Regions from separate parts of the Homo sapiens genome. Here region 2 is linked to region 1. The links are chromatin loops, found by intact Hi-C in ENCODE. Cell type or tissue: heart left ventricle. All regions are shown on one strand.

Region 1 (8,000 bases):
TGAAAGAGACACTGTAGAGGATATGAAAGAGTCTTGAATTGCTGACGCCAACCCCCTCCTCATCCCCCGGCAGAGGCTGCATGGCACAGAGAGAAAATACGTGCACTGGGAGAGGGAGAGCTCAGTGCTTGTGGGACTCTGCATTGGAACTCAGTGCTGTCAACACCAGAAATAACTCAGCCGATGCCCACGGAGGGCGCATTTAGATGACCCTTAGCCAGAGGACAATCACCCATTCCAGCAGTTGGAACTTGAGTTTTGGCAAGCCTCGCCACTGCAGGCTAAAGTGCTATGGGCTACTAAATAAACTTGAAAGGCCGTCTAGGCCACAAGGACTACAACTCCTGGACAAATCCTAGTGCTGTGCTGGGCTCAGAGGCCAGTGGACATGGGGTGCATGCGACCTAGTGAGGCACCAGCCTGGGCAGCTGAAGGAGTGCTTGCATCACCCTCCCTCAACCCCAGGCAGTGCAGCACACAGCTCTGAAAGAGATCCCTTTCTTCTGCTTGACAAGAGGAGAGGGACGAGTTAAGAGGACTTTGTCTTGCAACTTGGGTGCCAGCTCAGCCACAGTAGTATAGGGCACCAGGCAGAACTGTGAGGCCCCTGTGGCAGGCCCTAGCTCCTGTATGATATACAAAATCAATGTACAAAAGTAAGTAGCATTTCTGTACGCCAACAATGTCCAACCTGAGTGCCAAACTAAGAATGCAATCCCATTCACAATTGCCACAAAAATAAAATAAAATACCTAGGAATACAACTAACCAGAAAGGTAAAACATCTCTACTACAATTATGACAAAACACTGCTGAACGAAATCAGAGTTTACACAAACAGATGGAAAAACATTTCATACTCATGGAAAGAAAGAATCAATATTGTTAAAATGGCCATAATGCCCAAAGCAATTTACAGATTCAATGCTATTTCTATGAAACTACTGTGATGGTTAATACATAGTGTCAACTTGATTGGATTGAAGGATGCAAAGTATTGATCCTGGGTGTGTCTTTGAGGGTGTTGCCAAAGGAGATTAACATTTGATTAACATTTGAGTCAGTGGGCTAGGAAAGGCAGACCCACCCTTAATCTGGGTGGGCACCAACTAATCAGCTGCCTGTGTGGCTGTAATATAAAGCAGGCAGAAAAATGTGAAAAGACTAGACTGGCCTAGTCTCCCAGCCTACATCTTTCTCCCATGCTGGATGCTTCCTGCCTTTGAACATCAGACTCCAAGTTCTTTAGTTTTGGGACTTGGACTGGCTCTCCTTGCTCCTTAGCTCGCAGATGGCCTATTGTGGGACCTTGCAATCATGTGAGTTACTCCATATATATATATATATACATACCTCCTATTAGGTATGTCCCTCTAGAGAACCCTGACTAATACAGATTTTGGTACCAAGAGTGGTTCTAGAGGAACAGAATATTAAAAATGGAGTTCTTTCATTGGTTTGGGGTTTCTGGAGTTTGCTGCTTAATATGATTAGAACAAAAAATTCTAAGGACTCTAGTTCTAATAGTAGTATGGAGAACACTGATAGTCCTTGGCATTAACTGTTTAGAGAGTTATGCAAAATAAGCACATTTGACACTCCTGATTCACTGCTTGTGAGAGGCAAGGAGTTTAGTGACTCTATACATAATACCTTTGACCATATGTGGAGAACCAAGGAACATAATGAAGCTGGTTGGTTGCTCCTAAGTTCAGTGGACGAAGTGATGAAAGAAAATGATGAACTCAGGGATTCTATCTCCCAGCTTCAGAAGCAGATACTGAGTCTCAAATCTGCTAAGATTGCCCTGACTGAGAGTCTTATCTCCTTTAGAGAAAGAGCTGAAATTGTGGAAAAACAGACACAAGCTCTTATCATGTGAGTGGCTGACCTGCAACAAAAGGTGCATGCACAGCCTCGCCAGGTGTCATTGATTGGAAAAGAATGGGACCCTGCAACTTGGAATGGGGACATGTGGGAGGACCCTGATGAAGCTGAGGACACTGAGTTTGTAAACTCTGATGAACCTTTTTTTGCCAGAAGAAACAGCTTCCTCATCCCCAGTAGTGGCAACATCACCTCGCTGACCTGTGCTGCCATCAGCCTTTCCACCTTTGTCTGGGGAGATAAACCCTGTGCTGCCTGAGACAACAGTGATGGCCTCCCCTGAGGCAGTTGCCAGGCAAGATAATGTTGATTCTCCTCAGGAGCCACCCCCAACACCCCTGTTTGCTTCTAGAACTATAAGTAGACTAAAGTCCCAGCAGGCCCCTAGAGGTGAGGTTGAGAGTGTGACCCATGAGGAGATGCACTACACTCAAAAAGAATTGCTTGAGTTTTCTCATTTATATAAGCAGAAATCTGGAGAACAGGCATGGACATGGATATTAGGGGTGTGGGATAATGGTGGAAGGAACATAGAGTTGGATCAGGCTGAATTTCTTTATTTAGGCCCACTAAGTAGGGACTCTGCATTTAATGTTGCAGCTCAGGGAGTTTTAAAAGGTTCTAATAGTTTATTTGCTTGTTTAGCTGAAATATGGATTAAAAGATGGCCCACTGTGAATGAGCTGGAAATGCCTGATCTCCCTTGGCTTAATGTAGAGGAAGGGATCCAAAGGCTTAGGGAGATTGGGATGCTGGAGCGAATTAGTCACTTTAGACCTACTCATCCCAGCTGGGAGGGTCCAGAAGATACACCCTTGACCAATGCCTTGTGAAATCGATTTGTGAGGTCAGCACCCTCATCTTTGAAGAGCCCTGTATTTGCTCTTTTCTGTATGTCAGATCTAACAGTGGGAACCGCAGTCACTTAACTACAAAACTTAAATACAATGGGAATAACTGAAGCCCGAGGTGGCAGGAGCCAAGTGGCAGCACTCAACTGTCAAAGGCAAGGTGGGTGTAGCTACCATAATGGAAAGCAGAGGCAAAGCAGCAATCAGTCTGACTCATGTAGAGCTCTGGCACTGGCTAATTAATCCTAGTGTTCCTAAAAAGTGAAATTGATAGGAGGCCTACTGCATTCCTATTTAATTTATACAAGCATAAAACTTCTAGGTCGAATGGACAAAAGACTAATTTGAATTATAAAAGCAGAGAATCATGGCCCCTCAATCAATTTCCAGACTTGAACCAGTTTACAGACCCAGAACCCCTTGAATGAAGGGGAGGCCAGGGCCCCTTGAGGAAAGACCCCACTACCCTATGACCAATTTATGCAGTGAATCTTTTTCCCATCCTTTCCCAAGGAGACCTCTGGCTTTTTACCAGGGGAACTGTGTACTGGGGAAAGGGAAATGATCAGACATTTCAGGGACTACTGGACACTGGCTCTGAGCTGACGTTGATTCCAGGGGACCCAAAACATCATTGTGGTCCTCCAGGACCAAAAGTAAGGGCTTATGGAGATCAGGTAATTAACGGAGTTTTGGCTCAGGTCCAACTTATAGTGGGTCCAGTGGGCCCCTGGACTCATCCTGTGGTCATTTCCCCAGTGCCAGAATGCGTAATTGGCATAGCCATACTTAACAGCTGGCAGAACCCCCACATTGGCTCCCTGACTGGTAGGGTGAGGGCTATTATGGTGGGAAAGGCCAGTGGAAGCCATTAGAGCTACCTCTACCTAGGAAAATGGTAAATCAAAAACAATACCACATCCCTGGAGGGATTACCGAGATTAGCGCCACTTTCAAGGACTTGAAAGACCCAAGAGTGGTGATTCCCTCTACGTCCCCGATCAACTCTCCCACTTGGCCTGGGCAGAACACAGATGGATCTTAAAGACTGACAGTGGATTATCATAAGCTTAACCAAGTGGTGACGCCAATTGCAGCTGCTGTACCAGATATGGTTTCATTGCTTGAGCAAATTAACACATTTCCTGGTACCTGGTGTACAGCCATTGACTTGGCAAATGCCTTTTCCTCCATTCCTGTCCATAAGGCCCACCAGAAGCAATTTGCCTTCAGCTGGCAAGGCCAGCAATATACCTTTACTGTCCTACCTCAAAGATATATCAACTTTCCAGCTTTGTGTCATAAAACAGCAAAAAGACACACAGCTAGGAGGTAACCACAGATTGCACTAGAAAGAGAGGAAAGGATGATGATGATGATGTTGATGATAGACAGATGATAGATAGATAGATAGATAGATAGATAGATAGATAGATAGACAGATAGATAGATAGATAGAACACCTGCTTCAGAGAGCTTTTTCCTCAGTATTTCTCTACCTTCCACATCAGGTACCAATTTTCCTGTGTGCACTCATAACCCATTTCTCACCATTACTGATAGCTATGTTCTCAGCCACCAAGTGAGTAGGTACATCACACACTTTTACAGGAGTGCAGAGAGGCAGAACGGTTATTTAGCCTAGGGGTCACATTACAAAATAACCTAGTTAGACTTTTAATTTTATCAACAAATAAAGTTTTTGCAGAGTCATGGCAACATAAAGACAGGAGTTAAAGGAGCAAACACTAATAACGCAACTGAAACTTATTTCTCTGTAGTTCATAATGCATTTATATTTTCTATGAATCTAGAAATTATCTTACTGATAGCACAATATCTAGCTTTGTGTGTGTTTCAACTTCGATGTGGTACCCCAAACGCACCCATATGTGAACACCGCTGGGAGGGGTGGGTTTCAATTGTTCTGGATACACACTGGGACGAGGGGAGTTGGTCAGACCTGATACAAGCCTGGGGAAAGACAATGCCCTCCTATTGCCTCAAAAGCCGCTGGATAAAGTCAGAATAAGGAAGAGCCAGGGCAGCCCTGCAACACCCTGAAGAAAGGCAGTCCACGAGGGCTCTCATAAATTATACCGCACAAATGGTTTCACGTTATCTCTTCCTGGAGGTGAAAGGAAACAGCTGATGGTTCCGGGTCAAGTTGAGGCACCTCTGACCTCCAGCCCCCAGAGCCACAGCGCCGCCTGCTGGTGGAGCCCCGCCAGAACTGACATAGACTCGTCCAGCCTCCAGGTGCACCCACGCCCTTTTCTTGCACCAAGAAGCTGAGCAGCCTCTCTCTACTCTCTGTGACCGTCCTCTTTGGCCTCCGCATGGTTCAGCCTGGAATCCTGAAGAGTGTGAGTGAGTAAGGCGTGACAATCCTGGGTGTGGGTGGGGTTAGGGAACATTTCCTCTGAGGAATCCGTGGAACGAGCTGGCCCTGATACCTGGAAGTGACTTATGGTTGCCCTCGACTCACCCTGTGGCATCTTTCTCCAGCTGCACCGAAACCTGGATATTGCCCAGAGTTTACTCTATCCTGCCCTTTCACCCTCTTACCTGTGTGCTGCACTATAAAGCCTGCCTGGGGATCGAGAAGTATTGCTTCTTCAACTGTCAACATCAGTGTACAGAGCTTTGGTGGACTTTGGATTGAGGTAAGGAGCCCCAGATCTGCCCTTCTCGGCTGCGCCTGAAACCTTCCTGCAGAAGCATTCATCTTAGAAGGAGTTGATAACTGCCCATGCCCCTGGAAATCATTGAGATCAGATCTTTCAAGTTGGGTTGGCCCACAGATCTGCCTCGGAACAGTGAAGCGGGTGGCTCAATAGACCTCCTTGCTCAGGATATGCACTGTCCATTTCACATAAGGGGCATCACCCTTCTCTTCTGTATGAAGGGGACATTTGGACAAGATAATCTCTAAGTTGCTCAAGGGTTATTGAATTTTTATTGTTATTATTTTAGTTTTTCACGATACCTTTCACAGCACCTTTCTCTTCATATTTAAATTGTAAGGTCAGGGATTATAAATTCATTATTCCTTAGGATGGCTTGCCTAGAGTCCCTGATCCCCAGTCCCTGATTCTGGGGCAGCATATCTCAGTTTTCTGTGAAGGAGAGTACTTAGCAGGATTTCTGCCACAGTGCCCCAGGACACAAATTCATGTCTCCTGCAATGCCATGTCACCTGGCATTGACAAAGTACCAGCCAGGCTGAACCTTCCCTGAACCTTTTCACCTTCCTACATCCCTGATTCTCTCTTCTCTCTCGAGGTGGAAACTCCTTAGCCAAGCCTGAGGAGACGCTGGTGCTACAGGCTCTGATTTGGATAACTGGTCTCCAATTTGTCCATGATCTTCCCAGGCCCAAGATGTCATTTCAGAGTTAAATGCTTGTTAATATGACAAGAAGACAAAGAGATAAAGCATTGTATATTTAAAACCACAGAAAAATCTGTAAGACTGCTGGATCTCCTCTCTCTCTCCCTGTCTCTCTCTCCATCCTTTATGGCTTTTCCCTTAGGATCTGAAAAAAGGATATGATTAATATTTCACATTTAGTTAAGGACCACAAAGGTAGTAGAAGTCTGGACAAGTCTTCCAAAATTTTATTTGTAACTATTATAAACAAATTTTGAAAAGCCAATTATTCCCTAGCATGCTTTAAGTTGACATCTAACATTTTTATCATAATTGCATAATAGTTACAAAGAATAAACTTTTAAGAATATGATGAATATTGTCCTTTCATTTAAAAAGCAACCTTAATCTTTTTAATGTTTCTAACGGAATTTAATCATCTTGACTTGATAGTAATAACTATTAAGGAAAAAAAAAGCATGTTCTTTTCTCCCATCTTCTTCCTCTTCTTCTCCCTTTTTTCAACATTTCCTGAACTATTCAAACCAAAACTATAGGTGAGTAGGTTTGTTTAGGACTCACTCTGAAAAGCAGATACCTAGACAGGATTAGGTAATCAAGAGTGTGTGTCAGGGAAAATGCCTGTGAGGGACAAAGGGAGGTAGCCAAAGTGGCAAGGAGAGCATGAGACCATGATGCAGGGCTGCCTGCTCTGAGGGAGGAGAGAAGGAAGGAGGAAGAGTCTCAGAATGAATTACAACATTGGTAAAGTGCCAGTCAGGCTGAAAGACAACGCTTGAACTGAAGTCACCTATCAGAAGAGGCCCAGGTCTCAGAATGAGCCTGCCTTAGTGTTCGGGCCTCACTCAGTCATTGGCTGGGAGTAACCTGATGGAAGCATCCATGACTTCTGCACAGACATAGTGGCAGATGCAGAGGACAGTAGCTGGGGGCATCCATCAGTTGCACACCCTGAAGCAGCAGGAGATCTAAGCAGTGCATTTCCATGCTCACCACTGTCCTCTACCTTGTGTTGCAGTTACTTCTCCAGGTATGGTGATGAAGGCTAGTTATCCCAGCTACTTGGGAGGCTGACGTGGGAGGATGGCTTGAGCCTGGAAGTCAGAGGTTGCAGTAAGGGGAGACCGCACCTCTGCATTCCAACCTGGGCGACAGAGCTAGACCCTGTCGCAAAAAAAAAAAAAAAAGAAAGAAAGAAAGAAAAAAAGAAAAAAGAAAGCTGGTTAATGTCAACTTGTTGAGTTTTTCATCTTGGCTGTCAGGGTCTAATCTATCATAGATGCTTCCCAGCAGGTGTTAATATGTAATACACAAGTCTTCACAGTAAATGTCTCCTCACATTTTGGTCCTCTTTCCCTACCACAGACATCCTTGCTACTGATTTTCTAGTCCTTTGCCTTCCAAGCTCCTTTTTAAAAAATTGGGTTTTAATATTATTTAGGTATTTAATATTATTTAGGTATGACAAAGCGAACATATCAGGAGATTACTGCCTTTTAAAAGAGAGTTTGTTATACTCACATATCTCAAAGGAGAGCCACACCTTGCCATGGGAAGGGTAGGGCAGGGGGGCACATAGAAAGCACCTTTTTCAGTCAAGAGATAGAGGGAGTGAGGGAGAAATGTGGGCAAACCTTTTCTGTGGTTCCTGCAAGAAGGAGCAGGTGAGGCAGGGTAAGTGTCTCAAGATTGGCCAGTTTGAATAATTTCAGTGATCTCTGAGGCAAAAGTACTGTCCCTAGCTGTCTCTGAGCCAGTACCATGATGTTCCCTATGGCCCCAAACCCTAGTAGACCCAGGGTCCAGCCTATCTCAGTAGACCGCAGCACTAGACTGGCCCCCAGAGACTCAGGCTCCAGGCTAGCCCCT
Region 2 (8,000 bases), 140 kb before region 1:
GGAGGAGAGGAGGAACCAGCAAAGGAGACTGAGGGAGCAATCCATGAGGAAGGAGTAAAACCAAGACATCATGCTGTCCTGAAGCTAAGTGAAGAAAGTAAATCAAGGAAGAGTGAGCAATCACCCATGGCAAGTGCAGCTGGTGGGCCAGCTAGGACTAGAGATGAGAACTGACCATGGACTTAGCAAGCTGGAGAACAATGGTAACTTTGACAAAGACATTGTCAGTGGAGTGATGAGAAGGTGGTGGTGGGGGCAGACTGGTTGGAGTAGGCATAGGCGAGAGAGGATGGGAGGTGATATGATTTGAATCTGTGTCTCCACCAAATCTCATGTTGAACTGTAATGCCCAGTGTTGGAGGTGGGGCCTGGTGGGAGGCAGTTGGATCGTGGAGGTGGATTTCTCCTGCATGGTTTAGGGCCATCCCCTTGTGCTGTTCTCGTGATAGTGAGTGAGTTCTCATGAGATCTGGTCATTTAAAAGTGTGTGGCTAGGTGCAGTGGCTCATGCCTGTAATCCCAGCACTTTGAGAGGCCAAGGCGGGCGGATCACCTGAGGTCAGGAGTTCAAGACCAGCCTGACCAACATGGTGAAACTCCATCTCTACTAGAAATACAAAATTAGCCAGGCATGGTGGCAGGCGCCTGTAATCTCAGCTACTCGGGAGGCTGAGGCAGGAGAATCGCTTGAACCCGGGAGGCGGAGGTTGCGGTGAGCCGAGAGTGCACCATTGCATTCCAGCCTGGGCAACAAGACTGAAGCTCTATCTCAAAAAAAAAAAAAAAAAAAAAAAAAGTGTATAGCACCCCCACCCCCCTACTAATCTCTGTTGCTCCTGCTCCTGTTATGTGAAACACCTGCTGCCCTTTTGCTTTCCCCCATGATTAGAAACTTTCTGAGGCCTCCCCAGAAGCCAAGCAGATGCCACTATGCTTCCTGTACAGCCTGCAGAACCGTGAGCCAATTCAACCTCTTTTCTTTATAAATTACCCAGTCTGAGTTATTTCTTTATAGCAGTGCCAGAACAGATTGATACAAGCAGAAAGGAATTAGAGACACCACGTGTGGATATCTCTTTGAGGAGTTTTGCTACAAACAAATTTTTTTTCTCCTTGTCTGAGAAATTCAACTAAGCCTATAAAGAGATACATAAAATAGCCCCACCTTTTTTTTTTTAAAGAATAGTTTCAGGCTTACAGAAAACTTATGAAGATTATACAGAGAGTTTCCAAATATCCCTCATCCTATTGTTAACGTTTTACTTTAGTATGACATATTTGTCACGACAAATGAACAAATGTTGAATCATTATTATAACTTAAGTCCAGACTTTATTCATATTTTCATACTTTTAACCTAACATGTTTTTTTTTTGTTTGTTTGTTTTATTTTTGCTTCAGGATCCCCATCCAGGATTCACATTTAGTCACCATGGCTAGTTAAGCTCTTCCGGACTGTAATAATTTCCCACACCTTCCTTGTTTTTGATGACCTTGATGTTTTTGAGGAGTACTAGTCAGGTGTTTTCTAGGATGCCCCTCAACTGGGGTTTGTCTAATATTTTCTTTCTTTCTTTTTTTTTTTGAGGCAGAGTCCTGCTCTGTCACCCAGGCTGGAGTGCAGTGGCATGATCTCAGCTCACTGCAACCTCCGCCTCCCGGGTTCAAGTGATTCTTTTGCTTCAGCCTCTTGAGTAGCTGGGATTACAGGTGTGAGCCACCATGGCCAGCTAATTTTTTTGTGTTTTTAGTAGAGACAGGGTCTCACCATGTTGGCCAGGCAGGTCTCAACTCCTGACCTCAGGTGACCCACCTGCCTCGACCTCCCAAAGTGCTGGGATTACAGGTGTGAGCCACTGCGCCCTGCCATTGTCTAATATTTTCTTATGGTTAGACTGGGGTTATGGGTTTTAGAAGGAAGATCATAGAGGTGAAGTGCCATTGAAAGAAATAACTTTAAACCTTTGACCTGGGTCTTAGCAAGGTTAAGGGGGGCAGTGTTAGGAAAAATGGAAAGTCCAGCAGTGAGTCTTGTCTCATTCCCCTATTTGAAAAGGGGAAAGGCACTAACATGGAAACACCCACCCTGTGGGGGGCATCCTGAGTGGAGTACAGGGTAGGCAGTTCTCAGAGCTCTCTACACCTAAAAAAAAAAAAAAAAAAAAAAAAAAAGACCGGAAGGTGGGAAGGGGAAAAATTGAATTCAGGCTTTTGACGTGTTTGTGCTAAGGGCAGAAAATTTTGGGCTTTTTTGATGGAACTCCTGAGTCTAGGAATTTTTTTTTTTTTTTTTTTTGAGATGGAGTTTCGCTCTTGTTGCCCAGGCTGGAGTGCAATGGCGTGATCTTGACTCACCACAACCTCCGCCTCCCGAGTTCAAGTGATTCTCCCGCCTCAGCCTCCCGAGTAGCTGGGATTACAGGCATGCGCCTGCACGCCCAGCTAATTCTTGTATTTTCAGTAGAGACGGGGTTTCTTCACGTTGGTCAGGCTGGTCTCCATCTCCCGACCTCAGGTGATCTGCCCTCCTCGGCCTCCCAAAGTGCTGGGATTACAGGCATGAACCACTGCGCCTGGCCGGGTCTAGGATCGAGTCTTCAACTTTTCTTATTCCCAAACTTGATCTTAGCAGCTTCATCAGAGATGCTGATGTTCTAGGAATGGAGTGCATCAACCAAATACAGAGAAGACTCAAGCCTACACAGGAGCTTGTGGTTTATAACACAGTGGGAACATACACGGCATCATTTGATCTTCACGACCCTCTCCAGATAGAGGCATTATTGTCTCCGTTTTGCAGATAACTTAAAGGGAGGTTGAAAGAGGAAGCAGTGACTTGCTGAGGAACACATAACTAGCAAGTGACAAAGCAGGGCCGAGAATCAAGGTCAGCTGAAATCAAGCCCAGAGTTCTTGCCACTCCTGGAGAGAGTCTGGAACATAACCTAATAATTTATTCCATGGAGTATCTACCTGGCCACTGTTCTTAACACTCAAGTATGCGGTCTGGAGCCTGTCCCCTGTCCTTCCCTCTATTATGGTACATGGAAAACCCAGTTAGTCACTGAAAATGTTGCTGAGTCTCTTTCAGACATGCAGATGGGACTGCAAATTAGTACAGTTTTCCTGGAAAATAGTCTTGCAATCAACACCAAGGAATTTATAAATATTGGTGTTCACTGACATCATAGTTTTACTTCTGAACATCTGCCCCAAGAAATATGGACCAATGGAAATACATAAAATATAGGAAAAAGTTTTGTGCATGATGAGTGATATTTACGTTAGGGCTTTTATAATAGCAAAAACTAGAAATAACATGAACAGGCAGTAGGGGACTGGCTAAGTACACTGTGGTGGACATTTTTACTGGATGGAATGTCATGTGGATAAGAAAGTGATGTTTAGGAAGGGTTCATAAGAGCATTGGAAAATGCCTGTGAGGAACAGATTTTTTTTTCTAGAATATTTGGATGTAAGAAATGTTTTGTTTGATTTTTTTCTAAATTAAGTTAAATTAAATCTTGTCTTACCCCACCCCACCTACTGGTATGGTATATAAGTCATTTACATCATTGAGCCTCTCTCCCATTTCCATTGGCTCCTACAAGAATCTCAAGGTTTATTAGGACCCTTCAAATCAGAGCAATAGCCTTTTCCTTAGCCCTTGATTGTCAGTACTGTCTACCATTGTTCTTTGACACACAACGCCACTGTCGAGTGTGGCTCTCCATGATTTGCTTCAGGAAGGCTACAGGCAGCGCCTCTTCCAGCAGTCCTCTCCTTTGACCATGGAAGTGGCCACAGAAACTCTTACTTTTTCCTCAAGTCTGAAATATCTCTTAGACTGTGACATAGGAACACATCCCTACACCTCAGTTTTCTTATTTGTATAACGAGACCATAAAACTAACTAATTCATAAAATTTACTGTGAGAGTTAAATGAGAGATAGCATGTGGAATTGGACCTCAGCTCACTCTGACGACAGAGTCTTATCTTCTTTTTGTACCTGGGGCAGACAGCCAGTTGGATGGCCTCAGGAGCTGTTATTTTTTCAGGCTGCCATTGATTTTTAGATTTAAAACTTCTGCACTTCAAAAAAAAAACTATTAAGCAAATGAAAGTCAGTCACTAGGACTTGGAGAAAATATTCACAATACATGTACCTGACAACGGATGATTACATTGTGCAAAGGATATGTGTATATTAACAGAATATAGATATATAAAGAGCACCTATGACTCAGTCACACGAAGACAAAAAACAAAAAAGGGCCAAAGACTTAAATAGCTATTTCACAAAAGAAGATACATGAATGGTCATTATCGGCACATGAAAAGATGCTTAACATTGTTAATTACCAGAAAATGCAAATGTAATCCACAATGAGATATTACTTTGTATCCACTAAAGTGGCTAAGACAAAATGGACTGACAATATTAAGTGATGGTGAGGATGTGAAGCAACTAGAATTCATATGCATTGCTGCTGGAAATTCAAAATGGTACAACCACTTTGGAAAATTTTGGTAGTTTATGATGAAGTTAAATATACATCTACCCTATGACTTGCAATTTTACTCCTAGGCATTTACTCAAGAAAAATGAAAGCATATGTCCATATAAAGATTTGAAAAGAATATTTAAAAATGCTCTATTCATAATAGCCCCAAACTAGAAAAAATCCAAATGCCTGTCAATAGAAGAATGGATAAAAAGATTGTGGATATTCATATAATGGAATATTACTTAGCAATAAAAAGGAACAGGTTGTCAACACAGGCAACAACGTGGATGAATCTCAAAAACATTATGTTTAACCAAAAAAACTAGACAAAAGATTACATACAATATAATTCCATATATCTGACATTCTAGAACACGCAAAACTAATCAATAGTGAAAGAAAGCAGATCAGTGGCTGCCTAGGGCAGGGATTTATTCCCTAGCGGGTAGCAAAGTTGATTATAAAGGAACACAAAGAAAATATTCCGGAGTGATGGAAATATTCTGTATCTTGCTGGGGCAGTGGTTACATGTGTGTATACATTTATTAAAACACATCAACTAGTACATTTGAAACCTGTGCATTTTATTAAATGTAAATTATATGTATGATAGAACTAAAAATGATTCATGCTTTAAGGTTTAATAGTTTAGAGAATCCCCCTCTGGTCCCAGGCCTCTCTTGTGGATAGTGTTCAGCTCTGGTTGACAGACACTTAATCTCCAATGTTCTTTTTTTCAAGGTCTTGTCAGAGCTCCAAACTTCAATTCCTCATGACAGATTGCAGCTTCCTTCATTAGCAATTTGATAAATGGGATGCCTTCCTCTAAGCCCTTGAGAGATTGCCAGAAATGCCCCGGTATGTCTCTGATAAAAATCATTTCTGGGGTGACTGTTGGTGGAAGTCATTCAAGCTCTCCCATTATCAGTCTATTTCCCTATCTTTTAACACAAACCTTTTCTGCCTTTGCCTCAGATTCCAGGTCTCATCTTCCCTGAGACCTCAAGCTCCCCTCTGTAGGGATTTCATCACTGAGGAGAAGCACCCTCTTACCAGCCTACATAGAATTTTATTCTGGGAAATCATTGGGGGCGGGGGGACATTTAACAAGTACAAGTCAGGAATGGTTTAGGTGGGAAAACCCCAGCTGGGGAATGGTTGGACCACACAGTTGTCATCTGTGTAGGAGATGTTGCAGTCCCATCTGTCATCTGTCACCCATTGATTATCAGGGAGGATTTGAATGATCTGATCTTTCCTTATTTTTCCTAATTTCCCAATCTTTTTCTTTGTCATCCAGCTTAGCAGAGTTTTTTTTTCACTGTGGCCAACACTACCATGAGGGCATCTGGCCACCAACCCAGTTGCCTGACCCCAGACTGGGGGTGATATGCCAGTGCCTTTATCCCAGCTTGGTATAAGTTCGCATTTTTAAAGGACCTTTTCTAATTAAGAACAAAGAAAACCATAAATGTCCAGACACGGTTTAGGGGCCCCAGGGATGGGCAAAGTTGGAGAGTGAAGTGGCTTCTTTCTGAATGCATTCACTTGTTCATTCCACAAGTTATTTTCTGCATCTGATGTTTATTGAGCACTGACTATGTGTCAGGTCCTATGCCTTGCATCTAAGACAAAGATATGAACCAAACACAAAGGTTCCTACATTCATAGAGCTAGCATCCCTAGTTATTGAGTACTGGGTATGTGTTATTTTGCTATGAATACAGAGGTGAAAAAGATTGATACAGTCCCTACTCTCAAAGGGCTCTCAGTCCAGTGCAGGAAGATACAGATTAACAGGTAGATGTAATGTAGAAAAAAGGAGAAGGTTGGGGAACATCAGAGGAGCATCCAACAGACAAGGAAATCAGAATTTAAGTGATAGAGGCATGAACTAGACTTCCAGCAATGGGTCTTAATCTTTTTGGGATCTAAGCCATTTTGAGAAGCTGATGAACTCACACCTCTGAAAAATGCACATGACAGTGGCATATCATTTCCTGGGATTTATGGATCCCAGAAGGGATCTAAGGACCTCAGATAAAGAAGCCCTGACAGAGAAATAAGGCCTCAGAGTGGAATCGGGACAGCCAGAATGGCCCCATCTAAGAAAGAAACCCCTGCCCTTCCCAAAGAAACCTGCTTGGAGGTGGGAGCTGGCTAAGGGTTCACCTCTACTGGGGCTGGGGGGATGGAGAAAGCATGGCATTTCCTGGAGGCCCAGGAGTGTCAGTGCTAGGAGGGGTCTTCACCTTGACTTAACACAACCCAGCACACTCTTTATACAGATGGGAAAATTAAGGCTTGGGAAGGGCAATACCTTACCCCTCCCAAGCCATTCAAGATTATGCATTGAATCAGAAACAAGTTCCCAAGAATTCTTGTCTCTGAGCTTCCATTCAGAGAGAATGGTGCACAGAGTAGAGGGACTCCAGCCAAAGCTAAAGATAGCAAAGCTAAGGCAGTGGAGAGGGAACTGCAGTCTTAGACAGAGGAGACAGAACCAGGTTGGGCTAGTGGTCAACTAGTCTGAACTAGATCTCCCCAGAGATGAGTGTCTGAAGTGACAGAAGAGACTGACATCCCCTCTGAGATCCAACCTGGCAGGAAGGACATTGTAATGATAATAATAATAACCACTCTTTTAGACTTACTGCAAGCCAGACACTGAGCTGGGTGCTTGATGATTGTTCTGCCATTTACTTGTCCCAGTAACCCTAGGAATGCATGAATAAGTCTGCTTCACATAGGTTAATGAAAACAGCAGAAGTCTCTTCACTTGCCCAAGATCACACAGGAAACAAATTGTCGAGCTAGTCTTTGAACTCAGGTCATGCTAATCCCACAGTTTACCTCTTAGTCGTAATTGTGTCTATGTGTTTCTTATTCACATTTGTATTCCCAGTAGGCATTTGTGAGGGATTGAATGAGTAAACAAGAGTTAGGAAGAAGTATTGGATGCTGGCTGGAGAAGGCTCAGTTGGATTCGAGAAGCCAGATTGAGTCAAGAGGCATGTGGCAGCAGGGAACAGGCCCCAGGGAGTGCCCATGGGGGTAACTCTACCTGGCAGGTGACTTGAGCAGGGCTCCTCCTCTCAAGTCTCAGTTTTCTTCTGCTGAGAAATGGTTGATTTGGCCTAGATGATCTTCGAGACGCCTTCCAGTGCTAACACACTATGGTTTTGGGATTTAGAACCAAGAACCAGGTCAGGATGGCTCTGAGCTACTAATATAAAACCTGATTCTGACCCAGAGGGTACTTGGGGACTAGACGGAGGTGACCACAAAATTGTAGGTGGACCAGGAAGACTGGGCACAGAGAAGGGAAACAAAAACCTTCCATTAGGTAAGTCTGCCAACAAAAATAGGAAAGTATATGCATAAAAATAATGCTGGGAAAGCAAGCTATTTCAGACAGTTGACAAAACCAAGGGATAACCTTTTCCTGAGTTAGAGCTAATTTTGGTTAATTTAATACAAGCCACAAGG

Evidence for each region. Peaks named below come from ENCODE experiments on the same cell type or tissue, not always from the same donor. Only the 100,000 strongest peaks of a DNase experiment are listed, where the experiment ranks them.
Region 2: it touches region 1 in a loop (2.3-fold over the local background); 6 of 110 quality-filtered maps call a loop at or near these places.

Annotation. Positions count from the first base shown.
Region 1 is chr20:45,135,921-45,143,920 of GRCh38, reverse strand. It overlaps LOC101929863 (a long non-coding RNA gene), which reads left to right and starts at 4,892. Exons shown (of 3, transcript XR_936751.3): 1 at 4,892-5,104; 2 at 5,247-5,404; 3 at 6,024-6,483. RefSeq lists an enhancer at 5,019-5,078. In heart left ventricle, a CTCF peak has its summit at 4,955 (motif pointing left); a DNase peak (open chromatin) is centred at 4,960; H3K27me3 peaks cover 1,711 bases.
Region 2 is chr20:45,271,542-45,279,541 of GRCh38, reverse strand. The region is part of intron 2 of LOC105372630 (a long non-coding RNA gene); the gene reads right to left. Among named protein-coding and RNA genes, the nearest start is that of SLPI, 21 kb to the right of the region's middle. In heart left ventricle, no CTCF peak of the experiment used is centred here; no DNase peak of the experiment used is centred here; H3K27me3 peaks cover 803 bases.